Linked DNA regions of Homo sapiens: all the other regions are linked to region 3. The links are chromatin contacts, found by Hi-C or POLR2A ChIA-PET in ENCODE. All regions are on one chromosome and are shown on one strand. Each heading gives the region's core, a stretch centred on a gene start or an enhancer-like site at or near the end of the contact. The rest is flanking DNA. Distances are from core to core; before and after follow the strand shown. Region 1 holds the start of TFCP2 (transcription factor CP2). Region 2 holds the start of RHEBL1 (RHEB like 1). Region 3 holds the start of COX14 (cytochrome c oxidase assembly factor COX14). Region 4 holds the start of GALNT6 (polypeptide N-acetylgalactosaminyltransferase 6).

Region 1 (3,491 bases), core at 199-2,698, 1.1 Mb before region 3:
TCTCTTTTTCTTGGTTCTCTTATTCCTTTTTCATTCCTTTTTAAATTCAATAAACATGTTTAAAAGTCCTGTTGAAAGCAGGAACTATAGTAGGAGATATTTAGAACGCAAGCCTGAAAAAGACCTATTCCTTATTCTTTAGATCAATCTAGTGAGAGAGGCAGATATATACAAAAGTATAAGTCAAGGCAGATTTTAAAAAATTCAGCAACGGAATACAACAATGAACCAAGACTTTCACATAAAGGCAATGTCTTGTAACGAAAAATGCCAGGCTTTGGAATCAGCTCTGAAGCTGGCATGTCAATTTAGCTCCGGCCAATTTAAGGGCTTAGCCTTGGTTTCTTACTGATAAAATAAGAGTCATTAAATTTAGCTTTATAATTCTAATTCCAAGATCGCTTTGAGGACTACTCATAGTGTAATAAAGTTCCTAGCAGTAGTTGATACTTAATAAACAATGGCCATTATTACTCAATCCTCAAAGGAGGAAGGTGGAGCAGATAAAGTTACTCCCACTCCCGTTTACAAACGAGGAAGCTAAATCTGTGACATTAAGCAATTGTTCTGAAGACACCAAAGTAGCAAATGAAGACGCCAGCCTAAACTCTGATTTTCAGATCTTTTAAATTCCAACACCCCATACCAGCACAACAACCTTTTAAAAACCACTGTTTTTTTTTTTTTTTTTTTTTTTTTTTTTTTTTTTTTTGAGACGGAGTTTCACTTTTGTTGCCCAGGCTGGAGTGCAATGGCGCGATCTCGGCTCACTGCAACCTCCGCCTCCTGGGTTCAAGAGATTCTCCTGCCTCAGCCTCCCGAGTAGCTGGGATTACAGGCCCGCGCCACCACACCTAGCTAATTTTTGTATTTTTAGTAGAGACGGGGTTTCTCCATGTTGGTCAGGCTGGTCTTGAACTCCCGACCTCAGGTGATCCGCCCGCCTCGGCCTCCCAAAGTGCTGGGATTACAGGCGTGAGCCACCGCGCCCGGCCTAAAAACCACATTTTTACTGATCTCATGCTTTTCTGTTCAAATGCATTAGAGAGGATGCCGAAGATAAAATGAATATACAGGGAAGTGGGACTTATGCAGGGTCTTGACCTCCGGAGAGGTGAGTTTAAGGAGACAGGAGTATGGGCAGGAGCAAGCGCACACACGTAAGGAGCGTTTGGGAAGCCGTCAAGAGTCCGCCAGGGGTGGAGTGGGTTCATAAGGCTAGAAGAAGGGCTCCTTCCATGGCTCAGGGTGACGACTTGATGGGTAGCGAATACCAGAACTCTGGTAACTACACGGATACACGTTTAAACCCGGACACTTGCACGCCGGGTCCTCCCCGTGATCGCCCAGCCCATCTCGGGGGCAGAGCCGTGGCGCAGCCCGCCTATCATCGCTGCCGAGACTGACGCGGTCTCTTCTTTATAGGCGAACGACAGCGTGACGTCATGTTCGCCGGGCAGGCGAGGAAAGAGGACGCCATGATTGGTTGGCGCTGGGGCGGCGGACGGTGGAAGGGCCTGGCGAGTCTAGGTTTTACGCCTGTGCTGGACTTTCTCCTTCCATGTTTCCAGGCCGTGGGGGGCTACAGAGGGCGAGAAGTCGGCTCAGCGGAAACCTGGATTTGGTTCTAAGCCGTGGGGTTGAGAAGGGGTGACCGGAAGTGATCGTGGGACTGACCGGAAGCGAGGCCTGGAGGGGAAAGAGAGAGCGAGACCTGGGAGGGAGGGGGCCTCCAGCAGAAAGGGGCGGGGGAAAAGGTGCAAAAGCAGCGTGGGAGCGCCGGGCTGGCTTCCTGCGGCTGCTGCTGGTCTGACTGGGAAGCAGCAAGCCACCACTACGAACTCTCAAGAGGAGTGGGAGTGCGGGAGTCCAGAGCTGCCTCTGGGAAGTCTGCAGTAGTTGAGCAAAGGGGTCCTCACGTTCCTGAGAGCTGGGCAGGGGGGATTTTGGAACCTGGGGCAGCCAAGAACGAGCAGCCAAGGGTACGGGAGATTAGTTGTGCACAGAGCAGTGCTGGTCGGGCTTGGGGGTGGCTGGTGGGCACTGCGTGGGAAACCTTGGTTTGTAGTTTTCTTGGTTTGCGTTACTCCTGTTGGGTAGAATTACCCTCCGCGCCTTTGTACAAGACACGGTGTCTCCTGGGGCAAGGAAGGAGCCAGGATGGCCTGGGCTCTGAAGCTGCCTCTGGCCGACGAAGTGATTGAATCCGGGTTGGTGCAGGACTTTGATGCTAGCCTGTCCGGGATCGGCCAGGAACTGGGTGCTGGTGCCTATAGCATGAGGTGAGTGAGATTTTCCCAGACCCTACACCTTCTGAATAACAAAGGCGGATAGACACTAAGAAAAGGGGTTGAGTGGGAAGGAGGTGTATAGAGTTTTAAAAAGCTGTTTACGATTGGGGAAAAGGGACTTGTTCTTTTGTCGCTTTGAGTAGTTAGTGTTGTGGAAGAAATGGAAAAAGCGATTGTAGGCGATATGAAGCCTGTGCAGAATCAGTGGAAGAAGGAAGTGGTCCCTGATTAGTAACCAGATGAATGTTGAGAGGCTTTTGTGCCAATGTGGGAGACTTGGGGACTGATGGTGTATGTGTGGGTAAGTCTGACGTTGTGTGAAGAAGGGTTACATATAGCATAGGAATGGTATCTAGGAAGTTGGGAAATTGGGAGCTGGTGCTTAATGATGAATATTGGTTCGTTTCTTGTTGGAAAGATATGGAAGTCCTTGATGAAGAAGTCCGTACAGCTCTATCTTACCACTAGCTTGCTTTAAGACTTTACTTAATTCTGGGATTTCTGACTTTTAAAACATAAGCTGTGAAATGAAAAAGTGACGAAGAAAACTTAAGATGCTTCTGGATCTTTATGTATCAAGCCAGTTGTTGATAACAGATGAAAAATCTCCTTTCGGCCGGGTGCGGTGGCTCACGCCTGTAATCCCAGCGCTTTGGGAGGCTGAGGCGGGCGGATCACTTGAGCTCAGGAGTTCGAGACCATCGTGGCCAACGTGGTGAAACCCCGTCTCTACTAAAAATACAAAAATTAGCCGGGTGTGGTGGCGCGGGCCTGTAATCCCAGCCACTCGGGAGGCTGAGGCAGGAGAATCGCTTGAACCCGGGAGGCGGAGGTTGCAGTGAGCAGAGATGGTGTCATTGCACTCCAGCCTGGGCAACAAAGTGAGACTCCATTTGAAAAACAAAGCAAAACAAAACAAAAACTCCTTTGAAAGCAACATTATTGCCTATATAACTTGTTGCATGCATTGGCTGCTTCATTCCTCCAGTATAGTTTATTTCATTTATAGATGTGTAAGAATCCTGTATGGAAATGTTGAAACAGCTGCATCTTAGGGGTAGATGGACTATAATTGGGTTTCCTAATGCATTATTAAGACTTAATCTAAATAAGTGAGTCAAGAGACTAGAACTTAACATTTTCATTGGGTTTATGAGTTCATAGGGGAAAGATGCTTTTTAGGGGGAAAGTAGATGCATT
Region 2 (3,394 bases), core at 694-3,193, 1.0 Mb after region 3:
GGCTGGTCTCGAACTCCCGACCTCAAGCGATCCGTCCACCTCAGCCTCCCAAAGTGCTGGGATTACAGGCATGAGCCACCATGCCCGGCCTAGGGCTTTTGTGAATATTAAATGAGATAACAATAAAATGCACCTGGCACATAGTATAGTCGAACTCTCTATAAATCTAGGTGATTTCCTTCCTTTCTTCCCTCCTCTACCAATCCTTCCACAAGTCATTTTAACCTTAGCTTCAGAATATCCTGAATTCTCAACTTCATTCAACATGATCACTCTAGTCAAGCGCTCTCATCTCTCACCTGGACTACAGGTAACAGTTTCCTCGCCAATCTCCCTGCTTCCTTTTGCTCCTGTTACCCTCAAACCCCAATCTATTCACTACAGCCAGGGAGATTTTTTAGAAAGACAATTTAGATCATGTCATGCCCCAGCTTAAATACCTTCAAGTACTTAGAATTAGCCCAGACTCCTTTATGTGGCCTGGCCTCTGCCATTCTCTTAGACTTCATCTGCTTTAGGCTAACTGGCTTTCTTTTTTTCTTCCCCTCTTCCTGGAATTTACCCAATTTATTTCCATCTTAACGCCTTAGCATTGGTGGATTCTTCTTGTGAAATCTCCTAGTTGGTTCCTTCAGATCTTAGTTTAAATGGGGTTTCCTATGAGAGAAAGTATCACTAAAGTGGTCATCTCAGCCAGGCTCGGTGGCTCACGTCTGTAATCCCAGCACTTTGGGAGGCCGGGTCAGGTGGATCACTTGAGGCTAGGCGTTCGAGACCAGCCTGGGCAACATAGCAAAACCCCATCTCTCCCCAAAATACAAAAATTAGCCAGTCTCATAACCCTGTCTCAAAATAAATAAAGAAAAAAAATTAAAAATGCTGTATTGTCTTTAAAAAATAAAGTGGTCGGCCGGGCGCGGTGGCTCACGCCTGTAATCCCATCACTTTGGGAGGCCGAGGCGGGCGGATCACGAGGTCAGGAGATGGAGGCCATGCTGGCTAACACGGTGAAACCCCGTCTCTACTAAAAATACAAAAAATTAGCCGGGCGCGGTGGCGGGCGCCTGTAGTCCCAGCTACTCTGGAGGCTGAGGCAGGAAAATGGCGTGAACCCGGGAGGCGGAGCTTGCAGTGAGCCGAGATAGAGCCACTGCCCTCCGGCCTGGTAGAAAGAGCGAGATTCCGTCTCAAAAAAAATAAAAATAAAAATAAAAAAATAAAAAAAATAAAGTGGTCATCTTTCATCACACCATCTTCTACAGCACTTAACACTCTCTGATATTTCCTTGTTGTATGTTTGTTTCTCCCTTCATAAGAGCAGACACATTGTCTGTGATGTCCATGTTCTGACCCCAAAGCTGGAGCAATGCCTGAAACATGTAGTATATACTCAGTATTTGTTGAAAAATGAATATTTGAGGATCATGATGATGAAGAAGAAACCTCAGACTACTTGATCATAAATTCTAGCAATTTCTGCAAGAATAAGAATTGCAGTTTGAAATTAGATGCTGGAAGACTGGAAACCTTGATAGGTCTGGGGCTGAAGGCTGGGGGAAGCAGAAGGAATATACTAGAACTTTGGCGGTTTTCTCCCTATCTAAGGACCCCAGAGACCATGCAAAAGGGAGGGCTAGAATCTTATGACCGGAAACCACAAAACGGGTATTTTCCATCCATAATTCTTCGAAGCCACTTCAGCTAGGCTGTAAATGCGCAAACGCCTTTAGGACCCCGGGTTCCTTTCTGTTTCTTTATGAATGAACCGGCTCCAGTCTGCGCACGCGCAGCTCCCAGTTCTCCCGCTCCACGTGAGGCCCACCCTTCCCTCCTGCTGGCGGCACCGCCCTTACCCATTCTAATGGACCAATGGCGAGCGGCCTGGGGGGCGGAGCCCGGCGCGGCGCGGCTCAGTAGTTCCCCGGGCGCCCGGCTCCCTGGCGTTAGACGTGCTGTGTTGTGATCACGTGGGCAGCTCCGGGCGCGGCGCTTGTTTTGGTTTCCTTCTAACTTGCCCACGGCAGCTTCGGGGTGAGCGACTTTCCTGCACCAGCTGCCGCGCCTGCTCACACCCTGACCTCGTTTTCGGGCTCTCTGAGCCCGCAGTTCCGCAAGCCCCTGGGGCGGGCTCCTGCCATGCCGCTAGTCCGCTACAGGAAGGTGGTCATCCTCGGATACCGCTGTGTAGGTGAGTCTCCGCCCTGCAGAGCTCGGACGCGCAGCAGCTTTGTAGCCAGAAGAGGCGCGCTGCCGTGGGAACGCGACCCAGGGAGGAATGATGACATCGTAAGGATGGGGTTGTAGAGCGAGGATTGGAAGAGTGGAGGAATGGAAGAGTGGAGGATTGGAAGAGTTGGTGGTGTGTGGAGGCTGCAGGAAGCGGGAGCACTTAAGGGTTAATGCGGACCTGGCTGCGGGAATCTCAGAGTGGTCCCAGCGTTACTTTGGGGATAGGGGTGGGGTCACAATTTGAAAACCGGGACGCGGTCTCCGTGGGGACAGATAGTCGCAGGTGTCCTGGGGCGGGGCGGACTTGATCCTAGGGAATCTTGGATCTTCCTACGAGTGGGATGGGGTGGGGAAGGCGGCGGGAAAGGCTTCCTGCTGCGCTTCTGAATGCATCCGGTAGCCAAAGTGCGGAGACCCTGGGTGAAAAGAGGGTGAGGGTAGACACAAAGGATAGCATTGCTTGAGGCACTCACAGACTGTGGTGTTAATTTGGGGTCTCCTTTGGTCCTGGGCCACAGTCCGAAAGGACAGAGGATGTGAATGTGGATGGATGATTTGGATACAACTGTCACACTGCTCCCCACAGGGAAGACATCTTTGGCACATCAATTTGTGGAAGGCGAGTTCTCGGAAGGCTACGATCCTACAGTGGAGAATAGTGAGTAGACTTCTCCCCTAGTGTGCTGGTGGTATGCGACCCGGAGGGCTTGGATACCCCACCCAACTCCATAATTTATTTCTCTGGTGCCAAGGGGCTGATTTATTTAGACATTACATCTGATTTCTTCTTTAGCAATCCTGTTCGATGGATGGCTAGAGTATGGATTTTGCAAGATATTGAGTCTGGGATAGTTTAGATGTAGACATTAAGAACCTTAGCGTGTCTTTCCAGTTACCTGGATAACTCCCTGGAGCTGATCTATCTGTGTCACCCCCAAGGTTAAGAATGTAAGGGGAGGCTGGGCGCAGTGGCTCATGCCTGTAATCCCAGCACTTTGGGAAGCTGAGGCGGGCGGATGGATTGAGGTCTGGATTTCGAGACCAACCTGGCCAACATGGTGAAACCTCATCTCTACTAAAAATACCAAAATTAGCTGGGCATGGTGGCGCACGCCTGTAATCCCAGCTACAAAGGAGACTGAGGTAGGAGAATCGCTTGAACCCA
Region 3 (3,504 bases), core at 599-3,098:
CACCTGCAGTCCCAGCTACTAGGGAGGTTTGGGTGGGAGGCTTGCCTGAGCCAACGAGTTTGGGGCTGCAGTGAGCTGTGATCACGGCCCTGCACTTGCAGAGCAAGACTGTGTCTCTAAAAATAATAATAATAATGATAATAAAGAAAAAAAAAAGGCTGGGCGTGAGCCACCTGTAATCTCAGTACTTTGGGAGGCAGAAGTGGGCTGATAACCTGAGGTCAGGAGTTCGAGACCATCTTGGCCAATATGATAAAACCCTGTCTTGACTAAAAATACAAAAATTAGCCAGGCATGGTGGCACATGCCTGTAATCCCAGCTACTCAGGAGGCTGAGACAGGAGAATCATTTGAACCCGGGAGGCGGAGGTTGCAGTGAGCCGAGATCGCGCCACTGTACTCCAGCCTGGGCGACAGGGCGAGACTCCGTCTCAAAAAAATAAATAAAATAACAAACAAATAAATAAATAAATAAAATAACGGCCGGGTACAGTGGCTCACGCCTGTAATCCCAGCACTTTGGGAGGCCGAGGCGGGTGGATCACGAGGTCAGGATATCGAGACCATCCTGGCTAACACAGTGAAACCCCATCTCTACTAAAAACACAAAAAATTAGCCGGGCGTGGTGGCGGGCACCTGTAGTCCCAGCTACTCTGGAGGCTGAGGCAGGAGAATGGCATGAACCCGGAAGGCGGAGCTTGTAGTGAGCCGAGATCCCGCCACGGGACCCCAGCCTGGGCGACAGAGCAAGACTCCGTCTCAAAAAAAAAAAAAAAAAATTGCGTAAACGTATGGGTAGAAGTGCGATTTTGTTACATGCATACACTGCATAGTGGTCAACTCAGGGCTTTTAAGGTATCCATCATCTTTTATCTACTTTTTGTTTGGCACTTAGAGAGTAGTACATCGGCCGGGTACGGTGGCTCACGCCGGTAATCCCAACACTTTGGGAGGCCGAGGCGGGAGGATGGCTTGAGCTCAGGAGTTGGAGACCAGGTTGGGCAACATAGGGAGACCTTTTCTCTATTTAAAAACAACAACAACAACAACAAAAAAAAAACCTTTTTTTAAAAATTACCCGGGCGTGGTGGCGCACACCTGCAGCCTGAGCGACAAAGCAAGACCCTGTCTCAAAATAACATAACATAACATAACATAACATAACATAACATAACGTACATCATGCTACGGAGGCCGCTAAAAAGAACATGGCTTCTGTCATACAGGAGCTTATGGTCTCATGGAGAGGCACTGTGAGAGTTCAGAGACAACAGCTCAAAGACAGGGTGGGGGCTTGAGAAAACTTAGCAGAAAGGTGTAGGGGTGGGAATCGGGGTGGGAGTGGAACTGTCTTTTTAGAAGGATGGCCTGGAGAAGAGGAGCAGTGAGAGCATTCCAGGAAGTGAAAGCGGTCAAGAGGTGGAGCTGGATAGCCGATATGCACGAAGGGTGCCCCGGAGAGCCACTTATCAGGACGCAGAGGTCTATAGAGCAAGGAAGAGGCAGAGTTGGAGCGTGGAGGGTCGAGACGCCAGGCAGGAGTCGAGGTTTGACAGGATTAGCGCTGAGCTCTAGCAAGACTGACCTACTGCTGCGAGGAGCTTGGGCTTGGGCAGGAAGCAGTGCAGCTCGCGGTCCGCAACGCAACAGAAGCGGGTGAATTCAAGGGCACCAGGCCTGCAGACTAGGGGATGGGAGGACGCGGCAAGCGGAGACTGGCCCAGGTGGGCGCGCAGGCAGTGGGACTGGCAGCCCCTGCTCGGCCCTAGCCGGCAGCGTACCTGGATGCTGCAGCTCCTTCGCATCCAACCGAGGCCTCCTCAGGCAGGCAGGGTCTCGAGGCCACTGTCTACGCAACTTCCCAGCACAGCCGAACGCAGCACTCGGAACCAGACACGTGAGGGTAGCGTCCCTGGACAACCCTGAACGCCTCAGCTATTGGTGCAGAAAGCAACTTTCTCCCTCCCACCTGCCGGGTTAGCCTCTAGGATTCGGCTTGCCGCGCTATAAAGGGAACTGCGCATCAGACGCGGCACAACTCCGCCCACTAAGGCGGGAGTCCGCGCAGGCCGTCACTCTGGCTGGAGGCCGGCTTTGAACTTCCGGCTTCCGGGCCCGTTATCCTTACTACGCATCCTCAGACGCGCCGTGCTCTCGGAGAGGCCCGCTGAATTCTGGGGGCTGTGGTTTCTCTCCCTCGAGGGAGGGTCTTTGGCGAGCCAAGCTCTGGAACCGGAAGTTTTAGGATGCTAAATCAGAGTCAGCCAATCCTCAGCCTACGGTGCGGTGACGTCGCCAGTAGCTGGGTAGATTTTCGCAGCCGGCCTTCTGGAGGTGGATCGCGCGCCCCCTAGAGCCCGGCTGTGGGCCTAGTCCAGGTAGGGGCCCGAGGGGCACCGCGATGCCTGGACCGCTAAGGATGCGGCAGCTTGGCCCGTGACCAAGGAATGGGCACAAGGGATGAGAGTCTAACGTTTCCGTCCCGTGTGTGATCTCTATTCTTGCAGGAGGCATGATAAAGCCCCTAAGAAGGGCCGGCAAGGCCGGGGCCAGCTTGCGGCGAGGGCGGGAGGGGGCGCTGGCGGGAGGGGAGAGAGAGGGATGGGGACTGAGTGGGCACCGCCGCTGACCCCTGGAGTAGCTGCGATTATGGAGGAGGGATTTCTTTTTTCATTTTTCCTACGGTAAGAGGGAAAACATACGTGCAATGATACGCGCCAGCACACGCACTGCCACATGCACTGAAGCTCCCTCTCCCAACTCTTCTTGTTTCTGGAAAAAACACGCTTTATTGGGTAGACAAATAGGCCTGATGGGAAGGCCTGAGTCACAGTGCACTGGGGAGTGAACAAAAGTAGGCAAAGTGCTTGAAGCTTCCCCTTTGCCCCCACCTTAACCTCCTGGGGAGGCAGCTCTGGACACTCAGTACCCAGACCTGGGCTCAGCAAGGCCTGGGGTGACTGTGCCCCTCACTCCTGCTGCCTGATCTGGGCAGCCCCACCCTTCACTGGTAAGACAGAATTCTCAAGGGATAGGCGCAGAGAGGAGCCCGCCTCCCTGGTTCATTGGAGAGTAACAGGGTTTTAGCATAATGCTGGCCAGAGCCAGTGTGCCAGGTGCTGCCACACAGGAAGCTGACAGCCCTGCTGGACGGGCGGGAGCCTCTCGGGCCCTCCGGACTATTTATAGCTGGAGGCCTAGGCTGCTGACCTGTGACATTCCTCTGCTGCCACCCCATCCTGGAGCAAGGCAAGTGCAGAGCACACTCCTCCTCCTCCCCTCCTGTTCTTTCCTCACCCCAGGGAGTAGGGTGGTTTTGATTTTCTTCCTCCTCCTTGAGTTTCCCAGCTCTCGAGTTGCTGGTGTTGTCAGTACCTCACGAGAAGGCCCTCATTCAGCAAAGAGAGCTGCCCTTGGAATATTGGTGCCCACCAACATAGGAATCTGCTCACCCTTCCCTACCGTTCATCAGCCTTTGGGCCACCCTCTGGCCTGCTGGCTTC
Region 4 (3,283 bases), core at 775-3,274, 1.3 Mb before region 3:
TCCCAGGTCTTAGGGTCTTAGAAATACAAATTCATGGCTGGACTCGGTGGCTCATGCCTCTAATCCCATCACTTTGCGAGGCCGAGGCAACAGGATGGCTTGAGCCCAGGAGTTTGAAACCAACCTGGGCAACATGGCGAAACTCCCTCTCTACAAAAAAAAGTTAGCTGGGCATGGTGGCATGCATCTGTGGAGGCTGAAGCAGGAGAACAGCTTGAGACCCGGAGGTCAAGGCTGCAGTGAGCCGTGATAGCTCCACTGCACTCCAGCCTGGGCAGTAGAGCAAGAAAAGAAAAGAAAGAGAGAAAGAAAGAGAAAAAGAAGGAAAGAAAGAGAAAGAAGGAAAGAGAGAGAGAGAAAGGAGAGACAGAGAGAGTAAGAAAGAAAGAAAAAAGAAAAAAGGAGGGAGGCGGGGCAGCAGAAAGAGGAAGAAAACAGAAAGAAAGAAAGACAAATTTATTTAAATATCAAAACAAAAGAGAAACTGAACTAGTGGTAGAAGTTTCTACCATAGAAAGTTTTCAAATTATTGGCTATTTGGAGTCATGCGCGCTCCTTCTCTGTTGCTAAGGCCCCAAAAGATTGCAGCACACGAGGCAGCGCCGGAGAGGACCACTGAGCAGCACGGGCCCTGGCGGGGTAATTCCGAACACCGGCTTAGGAGGCGGGTTTACCAGGATTCTCATTCCAGCCCTGCCACTAATTGTTCAGGGTTCTCAAGGTCGAGCATGCACAAAATCACCCGGAGGGCTTTTAAAACACAAGTCGCCGGGCCCAACCCGAGTTTCGGAATATTTAGGTCTGCGGTGGGGCCCATTTCTTTTCTTTTCTTTTCTTTTTTTCTTTTTTTTTTTTTTTGATACGGAATCTCGCTCTGTCGCCAGGCTGGAGTGCAGTGGCGTGATCTCGGCTCACTGCAACCTCCCCCTCCCGAGTTCAAGCGATTCTCCGGCCTCAGCCTCCCGAGTAGCTGGGATTACAGACGCCCGCCACTACGCCCAGCTAATTTCTTGTATTTTTAGTAGAGACGGGGTTTCACCATGTTGGCCAGGCTGGTCTCGAATTCCTAACCTTGTGATCCGCCCGCCTCGGCCTCCCAAAGTACTGGGATTACAGGCATGAACCACCGCGCCCGGCCAAAATTTCTAATAAGTTCTCAGGTGATTCTGACTGGCGCTGCTGGTGGGGGATCCCACTTTGAGAAACACCCTCTGCTGTGTGAGCAGCTGCCTCCCCGGTACATTCGGAATAATCATAGTAGGTTTAAAGTTTGCTGGGGCTGGGATTCACCTGATACCTGGCACTTGGAGCCCTTGACACAGTTCATGGCACACGGAATACGAGCTCTTGTTGGATGGAGCACAAATGAGAAGCAAACCTGGGGCAGGACCCCGGGGCCCATGGCCGCCCCGCCGCGTTTCCCCCTCCGGGGCAGGCCTCCGGGCTCCGAGCGCTCCAGGCTGGCGCGCAGCACATTCCGGTTCCATGCACCCGCCGCCCGCGGCTCTGCTAATGCCTGTCCTCTTTGGGGTGACTAGGACCCTCCAATCTTTTTCCGCGCTGAAAGCCTGGCCGCAAAGACCGCACCCCCGGGGCGGGCTGAGACGCAGAGAAGCCGGGGCGCCCCTCTGCCGGTCCGCCGGGAGTTCCCGGGCCCGCAGCAGGCTGAGGACACGGCGGGACCCGCTGCACCTGGCCAGGGAGGGGCGGGGCGGGCGCGTTAGTGCAGCTGGGGGAGGTCCCGCCCCGGTCCCACCCTCCCGGCCGTCCGGTGGGGAAACCCGGGAGCCACCCCGCGGCGCGGCTGCGGCTTTGCCTCGGCGCGACAGGTAAGCGGCAGAAGGAGCCCGCGACCCTCTCCCCGGGAGGGCCCCCCTGAGCTCCCCGACTGCTCGGACTTCCCTTCGGCGGATCTCGCTTCTGCCGAGTCCTCGCTCTCACCTCCTCCTCCGCCAGCCTTCGCCTCTTCCTCTTCCTCCTCACTACCCCCGACAGTAAAATGAAGGGGCTGGGCCAGGCTGGTCCCTCCTGCCTTCGCTCTCTGCTGGTCGCGGTGGCCTGTAGCTCCTCCCTCGGTAGGACCCCCCTCCACCTTGGCGCTTACGAGATGAATGAGGAGCCCAGACCTCTGGAACTTGGAGGGGTGAGAGGGGGACAAGCCAGAGCCAGGGCTCCACACCCTCTTCCCCTCACCCACCCATGCCCTGCATTCCTTCTGTGCCCCGTCTCCCCAGATCGGGCCACCCCATGTGCTCTGGTACGGCAACTCTTGCAGAGAGGTTTCCTCCTGCCCTGCCACGTTGCGCCTGAGCAGAAGGGGACAGCAAGGAGAAGCCTCGCTGGTGGAGGTCGGTCTGAGCCCTGCTTGGTTGAATTCCCTCCAGAGCCTGGGGGCTTTTGGGGGTGGGAAGGGATCTGCCTCCTGCTGTGGGGAAATGGAATCTGCTGGGTGTTCATGACTGTGACTGTCACCGACTTCCCTATTTCCTCAGTTGTTCAGATTCCCAGGCTGACAAAAAGGAGAAACAGCTTTTACTTGCATCCAGGGCCAATCATCGCAGACCCAGACGTCTGCAGAGGGTAGGATGGGGCTCTTCTGTGTATGGGGGTGGAGGGTGGTCAGTTTGCCCACAAAGCTTACAGCAGACCCCTTCTAGCAGCCGACAACCCATTGCAGCACTCTCAGAAAGGATGTTAACTCTGTGCTCTGAGCTCGCCCCCAGGCCCACACACACAATTTACAGGCACTGGGTGAGGTTCATAGTTCTGGACACACCAAAGAGCCTCGAGGACTTTTGCGCCTTCTACCAGAGATGTGTGTGCACCACACAGGCCCTATTCTCCGCTCCAGACAGATGAGCTGTCTCCCTTCCCATCAAAGGAAAGGTTAAGAAGGATGAGACAGGGAAATTCATGTGATGATGAAAACCAGGTCAGGTGAGGGGTTTGAAATATGCTTTGGTTCCGGCCACATGTGGTGGCTCATGCCTGTAATCCCAGCACTTTGGGAGGCTGAGGCTGGTGCATCACCTGAGATCAGGAGTTCGAGACCAGCCTGGCCAACATGGCAAAACCCCATCTCCACAAAAAATACAAAAAGTTAGCCGGGCATGGTGGCAGGCGCCTGTAATTCCAGCTACTTGGGAGGCTGAGGCAGGAGAATTGTTTGAACCTGGGAAGCAGAGGTTGCAGTGAGCTGAGATCGCACCATTGCATTCCAGCCTGGGCAATAAGAGCAAAACTCTGTCTCAAAAAAAAAAAAAAAAAAAAAAAGAAAGAAAGA

The links. Hi-C counts contacts between places; a loop is a spot of excess contacts on that map. ChIA-PET counts read pairs that join two places held with the same protein, here RNA polymerase II (POLR2A). Pooled maps may share reads with other maps.
Region 1: a loop to region 3 is called in a pooled map, with 8 times the contacts of the local background. The contact joins the promoter of TFCP2 here to the promoter of COX14 in region 3. A Hi-C loop is called at or near these places in 6 of 50 pooled maps. POLR2A ChIA-PET finds 5 or more read pairs at or near these places in 2 of 52 experiments (A549 and H1).
Region 2: a pooled map shows a loop between it and region 3 (7-fold over the local background). The contact joins the promoter of RHEBL1 here to the promoter of COX14 in region 3. A Hi-C loop is called at or near these places in 5 of 50 pooled maps. POLR2A ChIA-PET finds 5 or more read pairs at or near these places in 3 of 52 experiments (CD4-positive, alpha-beta T cell, GM10248 and GM12878).
Region 4: a map with no recorded cell type shows a loop between it and region 3 (12-fold over the local background). The contact joins the promoter of GALNT6 here to the promoter of COX14 in region 3. A Hi-C loop is called at or near these places in 1 of 37 single-sample maps with no recorded cell type and 4 of 50 pooled maps. POLR2A ChIA-PET finds 5 or more read pairs at or near these places in 1 of 52 experiments (Caco-2).

The regions. Positions count from the first base shown.
Region 1 is chr12:51,171,092-51,174,582 of GRCh38, reverse strand. It overlaps TFCP2 (transcription factor CP2), which reads left to right and starts at 1,448. Exons shown (of 15, transcript NM_005653.5): 1 at 1,448-2,282. The coding sequence starts at 2,161. LOC124902933 (a long non-coding RNA gene) reads right to left here and starts at 28. Exons shown (of 2, transcript XR_007063307.1): 1 at 1-28. RefSeq lists enhancers at 1,126-1,175, 1,268-2,015, 2,116-2,165.
Region 2 is chr12:49,068,528-49,071,921 of GRCh38, reverse strand. It overlaps RHEBL1 (RHEB like 1), which reads left to right and starts at 1,943. Exons shown (of 8, transcript NM_144593.3): 1 at 1,943-2,188; 2 at 2,816-2,887. The coding sequence starts at 2,137. RefSeq lists enhancers at 1,500-1,549, 1,920-2,229 and a silencer at 1,780-1,899.
Region 3 is chr12:50,110,580-50,114,083 of GRCh38, reverse strand. It overlaps COX14 (cytochrome c oxidase assembly factor COX14), which reads right to left and starts at 1,848. Exons shown (of 2, transcript NM_032901.4): 1 at 1,783-1,848. It overlaps GPD1 (glycerol-3-phosphate dehydrogenase 1), which reads right to left. Exons shown (of 8, transcript NM_005276.4): 8 at 2,771-3,504. RefSeq lists enhancers at 1,519-1,568, 1,579-1,818, 2,039-2,298, 2,359-2,408.
Region 4 is chr12:51,390,147-51,393,429 of GRCh38, reverse strand. It overlaps GALNT6 (polypeptide N-acetylgalactosaminyltransferase 6), which reads left to right and starts at 2,024. Exons shown (of 12, transcript NM_007210.4): 1 at 2,024-2,143; 2 at 2,493-2,580. It also overlaps a transcript of SLC4A8 not described here. RefSeq lists a silencer at 1,452-1,991 and enhancers at 1,677-2,261, 2,262-2,847.